Linked DNA regions of Homo sapiens: region 2 is linked to region 1. A link is a loop called in an ENCODE intact Hi-C map of the cell type or tissue named here. Cell type or tissue: testis. All regions are shown on one strand. Links, peaks and the distances in the headings refer to the core of each region. The heading gives the core; the rest is flanking DNA.

Region 1 (8,335 bases), core at 69-8,068:
TCCAGACTCACCAAATTGCACATATTAAATAAGTGCAGTTCTTTCATATGTCAGTTACACCTCAGTCAAGCTTTTTTAAAAATGCAATGAAGACAAAACAATGTCATTCAAATGCAGCTGTTGCCGGCTGGAGCCTGGAGGCCCAGGATCTGCTCCTGCCAGTGATGAGGAAGGTTGGCCAGGGACACACTAGTGTGAGACAGAGGCTTTTCTCTGATGTCACCAGGGGGACTGGAAGAGAACCGATGAGGGAGCTGTGTCTCATCTGGAATCTTGGGTCCCTGGAGGCCCACTTTCTACTCCTAATGCTGGGGATACTGGTTTCCCCAGCATCCCAGTCCTTGCTGTCCTGGCCACTTGCTTCCCTGTGTTGGATGCAATGGTTGGCCAGGGTATAGGAGATGCCTGTTCACCATGAGGACGTGCTCCCCGAGTGATCCTCTACCCTCTCAGGGTGCAGCTGAGCCTGCACCCTCCTGGCAGGGCCCAAGGCCCCATAGAGGTTGTATCTGAACAGACAAAGTTGCTGTCCCCTCTCCTGCTCCCTCCCCACGGTGGGGAATTCTCTTCAGTCAAACACACCAGCTCTAAGGTTCTGTTGTCATGAGTCTTAGCATCCACACCTCCCACTGCCCTAATGTGTTTTTTTAACCAGGAGTGTTCTGGAAACAGCTCAAGAACTCCAAGGTGAGGCTTTCTACTTGCCCGGTGGGAGTGGGTGGTCAGGGGACAGGTCAGCCTGTCCCTCTGTGACCTGTCACACTCTTGAGGCAGCACCTCCTCTGCCCTCCATGTCTCTAGCTGGCTGAGCATAGGGGACCTCTGTCCTCGAATTCCCAGTGCCTCCCCTCCTACCCCACAGAGGCCCTGCAAGGCTGGGCTGCTGCCTGCCCCTGAGCACTTCCTGGGGTGAGGAGGCCCCTTTGCAAGCAAATGTTTTCAGTGTCCCAGGTGGTTTCATGCTCCATCAGGGACAACAAATGTGATGTCCCTACTTCACTTAGGCCCACTCCTAGGTGAGACCTCGTTGTGTCGTGCTTAAATTGGTGGGAAATCTAGAATCCACGTCCTGGGCCTTTCAGAGTGGGAGATGCACAGAAATGAAACAAAGGTCAGCTCTGGGGTGATGGTAGGACCTCAGACAAGTGTTTCCACAGCCCTTTACAGTGACCACCCCTCCTCGCTACTGAGGGGTGTGTGCCTCCCAGGGGCTTGTTGAGAGAATGAGGAGGTGACTCGCCAAATTGACAGAGTCAGGCCTCCACCCCAGCATTGGATTCCCAAGCCCCTGCTCTCTTACTGAGGGGCACACAAACTCACTCCACCTGCAGGTCATATTTTAGCTCTTAGTGAAATGCTAACACGATTCCCTTAGATTATGATGCCAAAAATGGAGATGAACTCCATTTTTCCTTGTCCAACAGGTGCTTTGCTAAGCTGATCTGGCCCATGGGTCCCAGGCTTGCCTCAGAAAAGAGAAGGAGCAAAGGCGAGGCCAAGAATCACAGTTCTTTTTGATTGAACTTGAGACTTTGAAAATAAATAATAATGCCCCCCTGCCTTTTTTTTCTGGAGATGGAGTGTTGCTCTGTCTCCCAGGCTGGAGTGCAGTGCTGTGATCATAGCTCACTGCAACCTTGAACTCCTGGGCTCAAGCCATCCTCCTGCCTTAGCCTCCTGAGTAGCTAGGACTACAGGTACACACCACCACACCTGTCTAATTTTTTTTTATTTTTAGTTTTTATAGAGATGAAGTCTTGTTTTGTTGCCCAGGCTGGTCTCCAACTCATGGCCTTAAGCAATCCTCCTACCTCAGCCTCCCAGAGTGCTGGGATCACAGACGCAAGCTACCGTGCCTGGCTCAAAAATGCCTTTTCCTGTCAGTCTTAGGTCAGTCGCACGCTGAGGGCTTGGTATGGGGGACTGGATGAATCTGGAAAATGTTGGTGTTGTGAAGTCTGCACCAAGCGCCGGGGCCCTGTAGAAAGCTCACCTTGATCCACTAGGGCCACACTCTGCTCCATGCCAACCACCCCAGCAGTGACAATGCAGGCCATGGGCTCAGCTGTCCAGCAGATACCGGGTGGACCCAGGGCAGCCTTCAGGACCCCTGGAATGACTTGTGCCGACGTGGGACATGGAGATGAGCAGGAAGCCCCAACATGCAACTGTTCTGATTTATAGTTCCAAGACTTTAATAACGCAGCTCTTTGACACAAAACATAGTAATGGCTACTTGGATCTGTTTCAATGTATCATGTCACCCTTTGCTTTGGAGATGTTACAAAGCTGTTATGGACACCATCCAGGGTCTGGTTTTACAAGTGTGTTGCTTAGAAGTGCAACTGTGTGTTGGCTCGGCTGATGTTCAAATCTTTGGAGGAGTTTAGTGGGGAGGAAGATTAAAGTGACTATAAAACCACAATCTATGTACAAAATGTATCATGGATTTTAATTTGAGAGCTGTTCTTTTTTTTTTTTTTTCCTCTTGCCTCATACAGCTTGAGGCAATGGTTTCTAGAAGAGTCTTTTGTTTGCATTTAAAGCTGCTCTGGAGAAACACTGTTTTCAACGTTTCTGTGGGTCATAAAACGGTTGGTCTGAGTCCTGGCTGGGTACCCTGGGTGACGCAGGCGTGGGTTGAGGACTGGAGAGCACATGTCCTTTGTGGAGGAGTCCTCACCACAGACAGGAGGCTGCCTGCTGGAGACAGGGCCCTGCCGGGGGTGGCCCAGAGGCTGCCAATCATGGAGCTCCAGCACCTCATATGTGCTGGGTGCATCTCCTTCCCTGGCTTCAAGTTAAAGAAATTTGGGTCCTAGGGTTTTGTTTTGTTTTGTTTCATCCTAAAACGTGAACCTTCCAGTGTGGCCTTTAGACATGAATTTCGTAAATGATTCTGACCTTCTGGGTCTCCAGTTGCTTCGAAGGGAGTTTGGAGCATGGAGGACAGTATCGGGAGGCCACAAGGGCAGGAGTGTCAGTTTCCTGTTGATGATGCCAACACATCATGCCTCTGCACGTCCCGTCCTCTTCCTGTTCTGTGGGAGGTGAGATTCCCATATGTGATGTATTGCTGTTGCATATCAGGCTGGGCGATGGGTCTTGCTTCACAGGCAGAAGGTCAGCTTTCCCAAGCCAGACACTGTCCCTTCCATCTCCTTTTCATGCCCAAATGGTAAGAGGACTCAATACACAATCTGGATTGAATTAAAAGTCCAGGACCCAGCGTTCCTGCCTGAGACATCTGGGCCTGGAGGAGGAATGCAAGCACAGCTGCCAAGTGCCTGGGAGAAGAGTGTGGTCAACACTTGCTGTTTCTGTCTTCATTAGAAAACCCTACACTGGAGGGCAACCTGCAGGCTTCAAAGGCCACATCCCACAGCCTCAGGGGCTGCCCTCCTGCTGCCTCTAACTCAGGTGAGAGGACCTTCAGCACCCATTTCCACCCTCATGGGTTAACCTGGCGATCTAAGCCCCGCGGGACCCTTCAATTCCAGTCCAAGTTCCGATCTCAGCTTGGCTTGGAGTTCAGAGTAAGTTCTGTCCTGAACATGAAAACCACAAAAATCTCCATCCGGAGAGGGTTCAAGAATTTATTTACTCAGGAAATGTCTACTAGACGTTGGAGTATGTTAAAAGACCTCCATGCTGGGCTGAGAGTCAGCTCACCTGAGTCCAGTTCTGCTTCCCACCTGTATTCATTTGCTAGGGCTGTCATGACAAAGCACCAGAGACCAGGATGTTAACCAACAGAAATTGATCGTCTCAGCATTCTGGAGTCCAGAAGTCCAAGATCAAGGTGTTGCATGGTGGGTTCCTCCTGAGAGCCATGAGGGACAATCTGTTTCATGCCACTGTCCTAGATTCTGGTACTTTGCTGGCAATCTTTGGTATTCCTTGGCTTGTAGAAGCATCAACCCAACCTCTGGCTTCGTGATCACATGTTCCCCCTGCAAGCATGTCTGTGTCTGTGTCCAAACTCTCCCTTCTTGTAAGAATACCAGTCATATTCAGCCAGTCAGTTGGATTCGGGCCTGTCCTAATGACCTCACCTTAATTAATTACATCCAACAGTGACCCTATTTCCAAATAAGGTCATGTTCTGAAGCACTGGAGGTTAGGACTTCAACACATGAACTTGGGGGATGCAATTACTTAACACCACCTTATCTCTGAGACCTTGGACGAGTGGGTGAATATTTCTTTTCTCCACCTGTGACATTTTTGATCTTTAAGATTCTTTTCTAGTTCTTAAGCACAGTCACTTTTAAAGTCTTTAGAGTATGATGGTCTATTTTTTTTTTTTTGAGACAGAGTCTCGCTCTGTTGCCCAGGCCGGAGTGCAGTGGCACGATCTCGGCTCACTGCAAGCTCCGCCTCCCAGGTTCACGCCATTCTCCTGCCTTGGCCTCCCAAATAGCTGGGACTACAGGTGCCCGCCACCACGCCCAGCTAATTTTTTGTATTTTTAGTAGAGACGGGGTTTCACCGTGTTAGCCGGGACGGTCTCGATCTCCTGACCTCGTGATCCGCCCACCTTGGCCTCCCAAAGTGCTGGGATTACAGGCGTGAGCCACCGCGCCTGGCCTGATGGTCTATTTCATTTTCACTGTCAGTGGTCTCCAAACAATTCTTTTCATGGAATGTCACTTTTAAAAACACTTTATCCAGGCTTTAAGAAATTTATCATTTCCTGCCTTTGACCGTAGTTATTTGCATGAGTGATATTAAATATATTTAATGATCTGTCAAGGGTCCAGCTAATCAAATGGCCACGGGTCATTTTGGCCACCCTGAGACATGATGGAGTCTCCTGGTGTGTACTGGCTGAATCCCAGTCCTGCTCACTTTTGTATTTGCCTTAGCTCTCCTTTTAGACTTCATATTCTTCCTCCAAAAATTAGTTTTTTCTGATTTTAAAATAAATATGGAATTATTATGTAAGGTTTTAAGGAATAAAATAAAAATCTAGGCTGGGCACAGTGGCTGACACCTGTAATCCAGCACTTAGGGAGGCCGAGGTGGGTACATGGCTTGAGCCCAGGAGTTGGAGACCAACCTGGGCAACATGGTAAAACCCCATCTCTACTAAAAACACAAAAATTAGCCGGGCGTGGTAATGGGCACCTGTAGTCCCAGCTACTTGGGAAGCTGAGGCAGGAGAATCACCTGAACCTGGGAGATGGAGACTGCAGTGATCCGAGATGGCGCTACTGCACTCCAGCCTGGGAAACAGAGCCAGACCCTGTCTCAAAAAACAAACAAGCAAACAAACAAAAAACTACAATAACACTTTACTGATACATTTGGTATCAAAGCATTGTAATATATATTCTGCTTTTTCTGTATTCTCTCCTAAATATTTTTGTAGACATTAAGTACTTTTCAAAAACATGATTTATATTTTTGCAAAATATTCTATTCTCTGGATGAACCATTTCCATATTTTTAGTATTGCAAATCAAGCTGTTGCTAACATTACTGTACTCAAGCTTTCTGCACATCTCTAATTGCTTACTGAGGTGAAGCTCTTTAGGGTGGAATTATTGAACCAAAGTTTACATAGTTTCATATGTTTTATCAAACTGCCCTCCAAGAAAGTGGGGAAAATGAATACTCATACCAGTGACATCTGAAATTGCTTTTGTTTTTTATAAGGATATTTTCTCTTTTCTTATTGATTTTTAAGAACTCTTGTTGTATATAGTTAGGATATTAAATCTCTTTCTAGCATACATGTTGAAAATATGAACTTCGAACTTCTTAAAGGGCCCATGCCTTCTCAAATGTGTCTCTCCCACAATACTGAGTTCTATGACTTGTGCATGTAACACCCAGCAAATATCCAAAGAATGTAAAGGAACAACTCTTGCCATTAAGAGGCGAGGCTGAAGCAGGAGAATGGCTTGAACCCGGGAGGCAGAGGTTGCAGGGAGGCGAGATCATGCCACTGCACTCCAGCCTGGGCGATAGAGGGAGACTGTCCCCCCCAAAAAAAAAAAAAAAGTTTTATTGCAATATAAACCACACTCCATACAATGTGCCTGGTTAAAGTACACAATTCAATGGCTTTTCGTATATTCACAGAGTCATGAGACCATCACCACTTCAATCAATTTTAGAACACTTTTGTTCCCCACAAAAGAAATCTTGCAAGCAGTAGCCATCACCCCTCCCCAGCCCCCCATCTCCTCCAGTCCTAGGTGACACCACTCCTCTTTCCATCTCTATGGATTCACCTATTCTGGACATTTCCTCTAAATGGAATCACACAACCGGTGGTCTTTTGTTTCTGGTTTCTTTCACTTCCCTAGTGTTTTCAAGATTTCTCCACACTGTAGCATGGATCAGCGCTTCGCTTCTGTCTATGGCTGTTTATTGCATTGCATGGATATGCCGCATTTTGCTTATCCATCAGTTGATGGACATTTGGGTTGTTTCCACTTTGGGGCTCCTCTGAATCACGCTGCTGTGAACATCAGAAACACTGTCTCCCATTGAGGCTTGATTTTTTATCCATCAACCAAATGTGGTCCTCCATTATGTGGCCCTGCAGTGTTCAGCCCCTGTCCCCCGAGAAGCTCCTGGCATAATCTGAGCACCTCCTGACTTGCACCACAGCTGTCAGGGGCTCCTCTTGTGATCCTTCTCAGGGCTCAGCCCCTGAGAAGCACCTGTCATACTCCCCTGTCTCTAACCCACTTTGGTGGTTTCTTGTGGATTCTTTGAAGAGGTGCTAGGAGAAGGCAGAGCCGTCTCTCTAAAATGCCAAAAACCTTTCTCCTTGAGACAGGCAAGTTGAGATGTCTGTATGGGAAAACCCAAAGCAAGCCTGGTTGTGAGTTACCCTACTTATTCTCTCCACATTCAAGAAAAAGAGAATCATTCAAATTAAAATCATTAGCCAATAAATGCTTGAGGTGACAGATACCCCATTTACCCTGATATGATTATTATAGGCTGTATAAATATTCCATATACGTCTGGGTGTGGTGGCTCACACCTGTAATCCCAGCACTTTGGGAGGCCAAGGCAGGTGTATCACCTGAGGTGAGCAGTTTGAGACCAGCCTGGCCAACATAGTGAAATCCCATCTCTACCAAAAATACAACAATTAGCTGGGCGTGGTGGCAAGCACCTGTAATCCCAGCTACTTGGGAGGCTGAGGCAGGAGAATCACTTGAGCCCAGGAGACGGAGTTTGCAGTGAGCCAAGATCGCACCACTGCACTCCAGCCTGAGCAACAGAGTGAGACTCCATCTAAAAAAAAAAAAAAAGAAGAAGAAGTTAAGATGCGCAGGGCCAGTGTGCAATGACCCTGCACTGTTGCCTTTTTTCTGGGGTCGGGAGCCCTTGTGGGAAGGAGGCTCTCACACTGCGTCTCTCAGATGTCTCCTCTTTGCTAGGAGCCATCTTATCTCCCTCCTTTATGTTGTGTGTCTCTGTCTTAAAATTATCTTCTTCCTCCTCTCTCCCCACTAGAGCATGGAGGGCAAGCAACAGGGAAGTAGATCCAAACTCAGACAACTGGGTTTGAATCTCCCATTTTCCAGCCATCGTGACCCTGAGCCAGTTATCAAATCTCTCAGGAGTGGCGCTTGTGAACCCTAACCCTAAATGAGAATGCTAATGCCGACCTCATTAGATCATGGCTAAACCCGAGGAGGGGCACACTGCAGGCACAGGGAGGCAGGTGTGTTGTGCATCCCCTCTTCTCTTTATTTCTCAGATACAGGTAATTAATTACCCTGTCATCTGAATTTCCAGAGGACATTACCTTTCAACTCTCTTTCATTATTGGCTATGGCCCCTGTGGGCAGAAACCCCTCCTGGTCTGACTTCTCTGTCTCCCCCAGCCCCCAGCACGGCCTGCACACCCTGAGGACAGACAGTGACCTCCTGCCACCAGGTGACAGATGACCTCCTTCTCCTCTATCCCAGGTGGCGGGGGGGGGGTGGGTCCCTGCTTAATGTCACCAAGGGCAGAGAGTACTCAGACATAATGACCAAGCCACTGTCTGAATCAATTATTTTAACAGGATTCTAGGGTATCTGCATTCTGTCCTGGCTTCCTTTTATAGTTAGGAGGGGAAAATTCTCAAATTCATCTGTGTGCCGTTTCACGCTGCTTTAAGGAGAATGAGAATGATGAACGCGCTGCAGTTCCTCTGGAATAAATAGTTCTTGTAAAGCCAAACTAAGTAAGGTGATTTGCAATATGGATTTTTTCCCTCCGAGTTATGAGAATATGTTCCATCAGCACATTCAGACTCTGCCTCCAGCGATCCATTCAATGCACAACGCTCACCTCCAGCCCCGTCTCAGGTTCAGA
Region 2 (8,335 bases), core at 216-8,215, 220 kb before region 1:
CTGAACACTAAATTAAATTTTTACAAGTCTTTTGATGTAACCTAGTATCTCCCTTTCATAGATGAGGCAACTGACACACAGAAAGGTTAAGAATTTGCCAAAGTTGCACAGCTAAAACGTGGTAGAGACTATTTGAACGTGGGCAGTCTGACTTCAGAGTCCAGGCTCCAGGTGACTGTATTTTCGGCCTCACAGCAGGAACAGCACAGGACAATGCTCTGAGGTGGTCCAGACACAGTGAGAGTGTTTAGAGCACAGCCGGGAACGGGGAAAGTAGTGGCCAATGATGGTCAAGGGCCAGGCAGGCCGTGGGGTCCCTTGTAGGCTGTGGTGAAGTAAAGATGTTGTTCTAACTGTGATGGAAAACCATTGGAAGGTTTGCATCAAGGGACTGGTGTCTGATTTAAGTTTTATTGTATGGAGAATTAACTGTAGATTAGAGTGGGTCGGATGGAGTGAAAATCGGGAGAAAGCTGCTGTGCCCTGCAGGTGAAATGATGGTGGTTTGGGCTGGGGGAGGTTAGTTGTGGAGATGATGGTAGGCGGTAGAATTGGTGATACGTTTTGAAGGTAGAGCTGACGGGAAACGAGCTGATGTGGAATTTGAAGAAAAGGGAGAAGTGATGATTTTTTAGGTTTAGGCTGGAACAACTAGAAGTATAGTGGTGCTGTTTACTGAGGAAAATTACAAATTTAGTTTTGCACAAGTTCTAAATGCCTGTTAGACATAGTCATAACAACAGTGCTAGTAAAAATAGTATTATGTAAGCGTAAACTGAGTCCCAGGCAGGGTTTTAAGTACTTTAACCTATATTAATTCATTTAATCATCATAAGAATTATATGTGCAAGGAACCATTATTGTCCCCATTTTACAGCACGAGAAAATAGAGGCAAAAAGAGGTTATAAGTGACTTGTCTGAAGTCACCCAGCTGGTGAGTGATGTAGCTAGGATTCAAACCTAAGCATTGTGGCTTTGGAGTCCATGCATTGAATCCCTGTAACCACCTCCGAGTGAACATGTTGAGTATGCATGCCTGTGAATATGGAACTCAGGGGAGTGGTCAGGGTTGGAGATACCCATTTATTTTTCTGAAGAGAAAGCATGCTTTTGTTTTTCATCTAAGCTTTGGTTGTCTGTGGGAGAAAGATTATAGGCAGTGGGACTGTGCTAACTGGTCTTTGATTACGACCTGACTGGGTTCATGCAGCCAGTATCTGGTATTCCCCACTGTAGGTTCCGTAGGGGCAAGGTCTGTCTCTTTGACTTCTCTATCTCTAGTCCCTAATCCAGTGCCTGCTGTGTAGTAGATGTTAGGGATGACTTTATATAATGGGCATTTGGTTAGGTTTTGGAAGTTCAGAGATGAATAAAACAGTTCTTTACCTTAGAGGAGCAGGGTATGAGGAAAAACCTGTGGGAATAAAATTAGAGTAGACTAAATGCATAAATACATGCCGATTAGTTCATTTGGGTTTTCTGCACCCTCCCCTCCCCAGCTTCCATGACTTGTGAGATGGGGCATGAAAAGGGCAAAGGGGCAAAAGAATGCCTAAGCTGTTGCAGGATGAAGTTGAGGCTCCCCAAGAGTCCTTTTCAACAAAAGAATTACTCAAAATCATGCATATTTTACTATATTTGCATTAGCTTTATTTGGCAATGATAGAATTTTTACCAAATGAAATAAATTCTGATATTTGACTGTCCTTTTGAAGTGATGAGTTTTTCCAGTTCTATTACCTCAGTGTTGACAGGGCTCACCAGAGAAATAAGGGAGTTGGCTTGAAATGTTGCAGCTTGCATAATAGAGGGTGATGGAGGGGTTGGGTGAAGTATTCAGGCAGGTTTCCACCGGTTTAAGTGTGTCATGCCAAAGTTCCACCTATTGGAATAAGTTTGAGTTTCTTTGCTGACCATCTCTAACATTGACATGTATTTTTTTTTTGTCATAGAAAGGGGATCTGGTGATATATATTGTAGGTGGAATTGCAGATTACATCTCGTATAGCTGGATCATTGTAGAACATGGAGACTAGAAAAATACAAACAAAAAAAGATGTGTCTTGTTCCCGTAGATCTTTCATGGCATACCATAACCTCAACAGTTGTCACAATTTTGTTACTTCCTAACATGAGTATTTCAAATTTAAACCATGTAAGAATTATATAAAATTGCACTGCCGTAGATTTTATGGTTAATTTCAGAATTTTTAAAAATATATAAAATTATATTTTGTTTTAAGCTTTCATTGGGAAAGTATCTAAATAACCAGATCTATGATTACTCTAAACAGAAGCCCTCTACTAACGTAAATGTAGAGGGGTGCCATCTCATTTTGCAGTTCACAACGTTTTAAATCTGCTCTTGTAGCTTCCCTACATTTAATGGAGTTGAAATGATTAGTCTTTATTTACACCACATTTGCAGTTAGTTTCCCAGGAACATCAGATACCCATATATGGTATAAAGTAAAATTGCATAGTCAATAGCCTATTGATGCTCAGGTGTTATTGACTTTTAAGTTCAGGCACAGTGAGGGCAGGTTGATGGTTATTTAATTGTGTCAGGTAGCTCCCAGCAGAGGGGGAGTGATGGTAAGTTCTATCTGAAAACAACAGGACCCTCTGTTTCTAACACTGACCATGCGAAATATAACATCCTAGATAGTAAATAAAATTCAGATTCCTTTTAAAATTTACATTTGCACAAGCAAATTTTAAACTATTTTATGAGTACTTTTATATATATGAAGATTTATTGTTGAAAACAGTGTGTCTAGCCCAGTGATAGTACATACTGAGCATTTAAATATAATTCTTTTTTTAATTAAATTTATTTTTTAAATTATACTTTAAGTTCTAGGGTACATGAGCACAACATGCAGGTTTGTTACATATGTATACATGTCCCATGTTGGTGTGCTGCACCCATTAACTCGTCATTTACATTAGGTATGTCTCCTAATGCTATCCCTTCCCCCTCCCCCGACCCCACGACAGGCACTGGTATGTGATGGTCCCCACCCTGTGTCCAAGTGTTCTCATTGTTCAATTCCCACCTGTGAGTGAGAACATGTGGTGTGTGGTTTTCTGTCCTTGTGAAAGTTTGCTCAGAATGATGGTTTCCAGCTTCATCCATGTCTCTACAAAGGACATGAACTCATCCTTTTTTTATGGCTGCATAGTATTCCATGGTGTATATGTGCCACATTTTCTTAATCCAGTCTATCATTGATGGACATTTGGGTTGGTTCCAAGTCTTTGCTATTGTGAATAGTGCCACAATAAACATACGTGTGCATGTCTCTTTATGGCAGCATGATTTATAGTCCTTTGGGTATATACCCAGTCATGGGATGGCTGGGCCAAATGGTATTTCTAGTTCTAGATCCTTGAGGAATCGCCACACTGTCTTCCACAGTGTTTGAACTAGTTTACAGTCCCACCAACAATGTAAAAGTGTTCCTATTTCTCCACATCCTCTCCAGCACCTGTTGTTTCCTGACTTTTTAATGATCGCCAATCTAACTGGTGTGAAATGGTATCTCATTGTGGTTTTGATTTGCATTTCTCTGATGGCCAGTGATGATGAGCATTTTTTCATGTGTCTGTTGGCTGCATAAATGTCTTCTTTTGAGAAGTGTCTGTTCATATCCTTTGCACACTTGTTGATGGGGTTGTTTGATTTTTTCTTGTAAATTTGTTTAAGTTCTTTGTAGATTGTGGATATTAGCCCTTTGTCAGATGGGTAGATTGCAAAAATTTTCTCCCATTCTGTAGGTTGCCTGTTCACTCTTTATGGTAGTTTCTTTTGCTGTGCAGAAGCTCTTTAGTTTAATTAGATCCCATTTGTCAGTTTTGGCTTTTGTTGCCATTGCTTTTGGTGTTTTAGACATGAAGTCCTTGCCCATGCCTATGTCCTGAATGGTATTGCCTAGGTTTTCTTCCAGGGTTTTTATGGTTTTAGGTCTAACATGTAAGTCTTTAATCCATCTTGAATTAATTTTGGTATAAAGTGTAAGGAAGGAATCCAGTTTCAGCTTTCTCAATATGGCTAGCCAGTTTTCCCAGCACCGTTTATTAAATAGGGAATCCTTTCCCCATTTCTTGTTTTTGTCAAAATTCTACTTCTTGCAATCACTTTTATTTTTGCATTATTATCTTCAACTCATATATATTTGTAGTAGTAGCTGGATGCTTGTTTGTGTACTTTACACTCTAAATGTTTGAATATATTTAAATAATTTATATAAGTAGCACTTATTTTTGCTTCATTTCACATTTGGTTGCTTAAAAATTAAAATCTTTAGGTTTGATTTTAACACATTACACTAATGGCTAATAATTAGTAAGTCTAGGTGGAGACTAAGCTTTAGTGACAGGTTAACCAAGTTTTAACCCCAAAAGAACACCCAGAAGAAAATTCTTAGGGAATAGTAAGCAAAACCAGTATGTCGATGAAAGGAATAATTTAACCATAACTACGTAGCTATTATTCTTCAAGTTGTTACTATTCTACAGGGAGTATTTTCTTATTTGGTTCTTCAATTGCAAAGCTATTAATTTCAGTCTGCATTGCAAGCCACCAAGCAGTGTGAAATAAATACTGGAAGATGATACTGTGAAGAATCTGAACTCAGAATGATTTTTTACTTTCCAACACACTCTGGGGACATTTGGCAATGTCTAGAAAACATTTTTGGTTGTCACATTTGTGTGTGGGGACATTACTCCTAGCATCTAGTGGATTGAGGCCATTATAGCATGTCACTGAATGTCCCACAATGTACAAGACAACTTCTCAACAACAGAAAATTATCCAGTTCAAAATGTCAGTACTCCTGATGTTGAGAAATTCTGTAATATCTTTTCTTCCTTCACTCCCTCCTTCCTTCTGTTCCTCCTTTTTTATTTTTTTATTTTTTTGCTTTAGAAATGGAGGTGGTAGTTTTAAGTGGCAAATGCCTGACTTGGACAAAGGATTGTGTTGTACTGCTTTTAGTTTGTTGGATAGCTGAGCTAATTTGGTTCATTTACTGAATGGGAAATAATTCTTGGAGCTAATAATAGTAGCCTTGAATTTTTTTGGTTGCTAGTGTGTCTAGTGGTTTTGTATTTGTTTTTGGCTATGAATATTTTTCTTACTAAAATTAATTTAATCTGGACTTTATATAATCCTGGATTGTAACAGGTTTCCTAGTGTGAATTCCCTTTATTGTTGTATATGTTAAATTAGCTATTTCACAGTTTCATGGTTTATATCTGTCAAAATCCTTTTCACATTAATTTTCATTTTTGATTGTTACAAACAGCCCATAAAATGTGTAGGGCATGCATTATCCTCACTATTAGACCAATGAAGAAACAGACTTAGGTTAAATGACTTTCCATATGTGTTAATAAGTTAGTGATGAAAGCAAATCTAGAACTTTATACCTAGGAATCTTTTTTTTTTTTTGAGACAGAGTCTCGCTCTGTCGCTCAGGCTGGAGCGCAGTGGCGCGATCTTGGCTCACTGCAAGCTCCGCCTCCCGGGTTCACGCCATTCTCTTGCCTCAGCCTCCCTAGTAGCTAGGACTGCAGGCACCCGCCACCAAGCCCGGCTAATTTTTTGTATTTTTTTAGTAGAGGCGGGTTTTCACCGTGTTAGCCAGGATGGTCTCGATCTCCTGACCTCGTGATCCGCCCGCCTTCACCTCCCGAAGTGCTAGGATTACAGGCGTAAGCCACTGCGCTCGGCCGTACCTAGGAATCTTTTAAAGTTACCAGTTATTGTTATCCCATTTAATCTTCTTGACAATACTGTGAAATAGAGTTATTACTCTCATTTTATAGAAAAAGAAGTTGGTTTAGAGATATTAAATAACCTATTCAGTGCCACCCAACTCATAATGTAGTTTGGCTGTTTCCACTGAGCTATTCTGTGTCTTCAGATATTCTCCAATAAATAAATCTGACAATTTCTGGATAAATTCACAGAATCTTTGCCTAACTTAATTAGGTTTCTTGAAACTCATGTTGCCACTTGAATCATTGGTAATTCAGTGTTTGTAAGCCTATTCTAATTTGACTTAAGTAGAAACTTACCTGAGTTTTGGTAAACCATACTTGCTGGGTAGGGGAGAACCGTGCTTGCAGAAGACAGTCCTTTAAACAGGCAGAGACGTTTTTATGTAGGGTTTTGAGGAAGCACAGAGTTTGAGATTGGCTGATTTTGAAAAGTGCAAAAATTTAAGGATTAGCCAGCTTTAAACTTAGAGTTTAGAGACTGACCGGCTTTGAGGAGCAAAGGTACTGAAGCGGGGCAGTTGCTGATTGGCTTACTTTGTTGGCAAAGTGCTTAAGTGGAAAGGTTGAGTAGACTTTAAGGATGGATTGACTGGGGTAGATTTAAAACTGGTTTTGTGGTTACTTGTTTCCAGCTTAGGACTAGAGCCAAAGAACAATCTTTTCCTTTCTTGAAGTTGAAGAATACGTACTTTTTATGTCAAACATGTTGATGTTAGCTATGGCGCTAATATAACATACTTTTGATTTTGCTTTTCTTCTGAAACTTAAAAGAAAAATGGATGTACAAATATCACTTGTTTTCTGTCTATCAATTTCAGGACAATATATTTGGAACCCAGGCTGCCTCAAGGATTATTTTTATATGTAGTTCAAGAGGTAATATATTATTTGTGGAAATATATTAATGCTTTAAAAATTATGGTGAAGGCTGTGCTGTCTATGGTGAAGGTTATGTCTATTTTTTTTCTCTTTTGGGAGTGTGTTATATTATGTGCCTGCCACAATTAGTCTTGATAGATGCCGAATTATAGATCTAGAAGTCTGTTGTTTTTGCTGTTATTAGAGATACATCTAGAAGTGATTACTTTTTGAATGTTACTTGGAAAGTATTCTGATCAACATTATGAAAGATTAGTGATTATATTACATATATTTTATAGAACAAGGCAAGCAAAATATTTTAGTATTTGCAAATCATGTTACTATAATTATTAGATCATAGTACCATTTATATAAAGTATTAGGTTGGTGCAAAAGTAATTGCGGTTTTGGACCGTGAATTTTAAATCATTATAAGTCGGCTCAGACACGTCTTTATTAATCAGAGCAGGAAGCATTATAATCAACACATTTTTGCCAATGAGAAATAAGTTTGTTCATTCCTGTAGCTTAAAAATTCATGCTTTGGGATTTGGAAAGCATTTTCTGCTTTCCAAAAACCTGCTGGTTTTGGAAGCATTTTCCTTTCAAATAGTTGTCGAGATGCTTGAAGAAGTGGTGGTTGACAAGAGGTCAGGTGAATATGGCGGATGAGGCAAACTTCATAGCTCAATGCATTCAGCTTTCGAAGCGTTTGTTGTGTGTCGTGCGGTTGGGCATTGTCATGAAGAAGAATTGGGCCCTTTCTGTTGACCAACGCTGGCTGCAGGTGTTGCAGTTTTCAGTGCATCTCATTGATTTGCTGAGTGTACTTCTCAGATGTAATGGTTTCACCAGGATTCAGAAAGCTGTAGTGGGCCAGGTGTGGTGGCTCACGCCTGTAATCCCAGCACTTTGGGAGGCCGAGGTGGGTGGATCACCTGAGGTCAGGAGTTCGAGACCAGCCTGGCCAACATTGCGAAACCCTGTCTCTACTAAAAATACAAAATTGGCCAGGCATGGTGGTGTGCACCTGTAGTTCCAGCTACTTGAGAGGCTGAGGCAGGAGAATTGCTTGAACCTCGGAGGCAGAGGTTGCAGTGAGTTGAGATTGTACCACTGCATTCCAGCCTGGGTGACAGAGTGAGACTCCGTCTCAAAAAAAAGAAAAAAAAAAGGAAGAAAGCTGTAGTGGATCAGAGCGGCAGCAGGCCACCAAACAGTGACTATGACCTTTTTTTGGTGCAAGTTTGGTTTTGGGAAGTGCTTTGGAGCTTCTGGGTCCAGCCACTGAGCTGGTCGTTGCCAGTTGTCGTATAAAATCCACTTTTTGTCACACGTCACAATCCGATTGAGAAATGGTTCATTATTGTTGTGTAGTATAAGATGGCACTTCAAAATGACAATTTTAAAAAATTTTCCTTCAGGTCCTGAGGCACCCATTTATTGAGCTTTTTCAACTTTCCAATTTGCTTCAAATGCCAAACGACCGTAGAATGGTCAATGTTGAGTTCTTTGGCAGCTTCTCACTTAGCTGTAAGACGATCAACTTCAATGATTGCTCTCAATTGGTCATTTGTCAACTTCTGATGGCAGGCCAATGATGTTCCTCATTTTTGAGTCTCCTTTGCAAAACTTCTTGAACCACCACTGTATTGTGGTGTAGTTTTTGGTAGTATTTGTTAG

Evidence for each region. Peaks named below come from ENCODE experiments on the same cell type or tissue, not always from the same donor. Only the 100,000 strongest peaks of a DNase experiment are listed, where the experiment ranks them.
Region 2: it touches region 1 in a loop (2.9-fold over the local background); 7 of 110 quality-filtered maps call a loop at or near these places.

Annotation. Positions count from the first base shown.
Region 1 is chr10:30,798,914-30,807,248 of GRCh38, reverse strand. No RefSeq gene overlaps it. Among named protein-coding and RNA genes, the nearest start is that of LINC02644, 80 kb to the right of the region's middle. In testis, for the core only: no CTCF peak of the experiment used is centred there; a DNase peak (open chromatin) is centred at 3,088; H3K27ac peaks cover 668 bases.
Region 2 is chr10:31,021,752-31,030,086 of GRCh38, reverse strand. The region is part of intron 1 of ZNF438 (zinc finger protein 438); the gene reads left to right. Among named protein-coding and RNA genes, the nearest start is that of ZNF438, 5.9 kb to the left of the region's middle. In testis, for the core only: no CTCF peak of the experiment used is centred there; no DNase peak of the experiment used is centred there.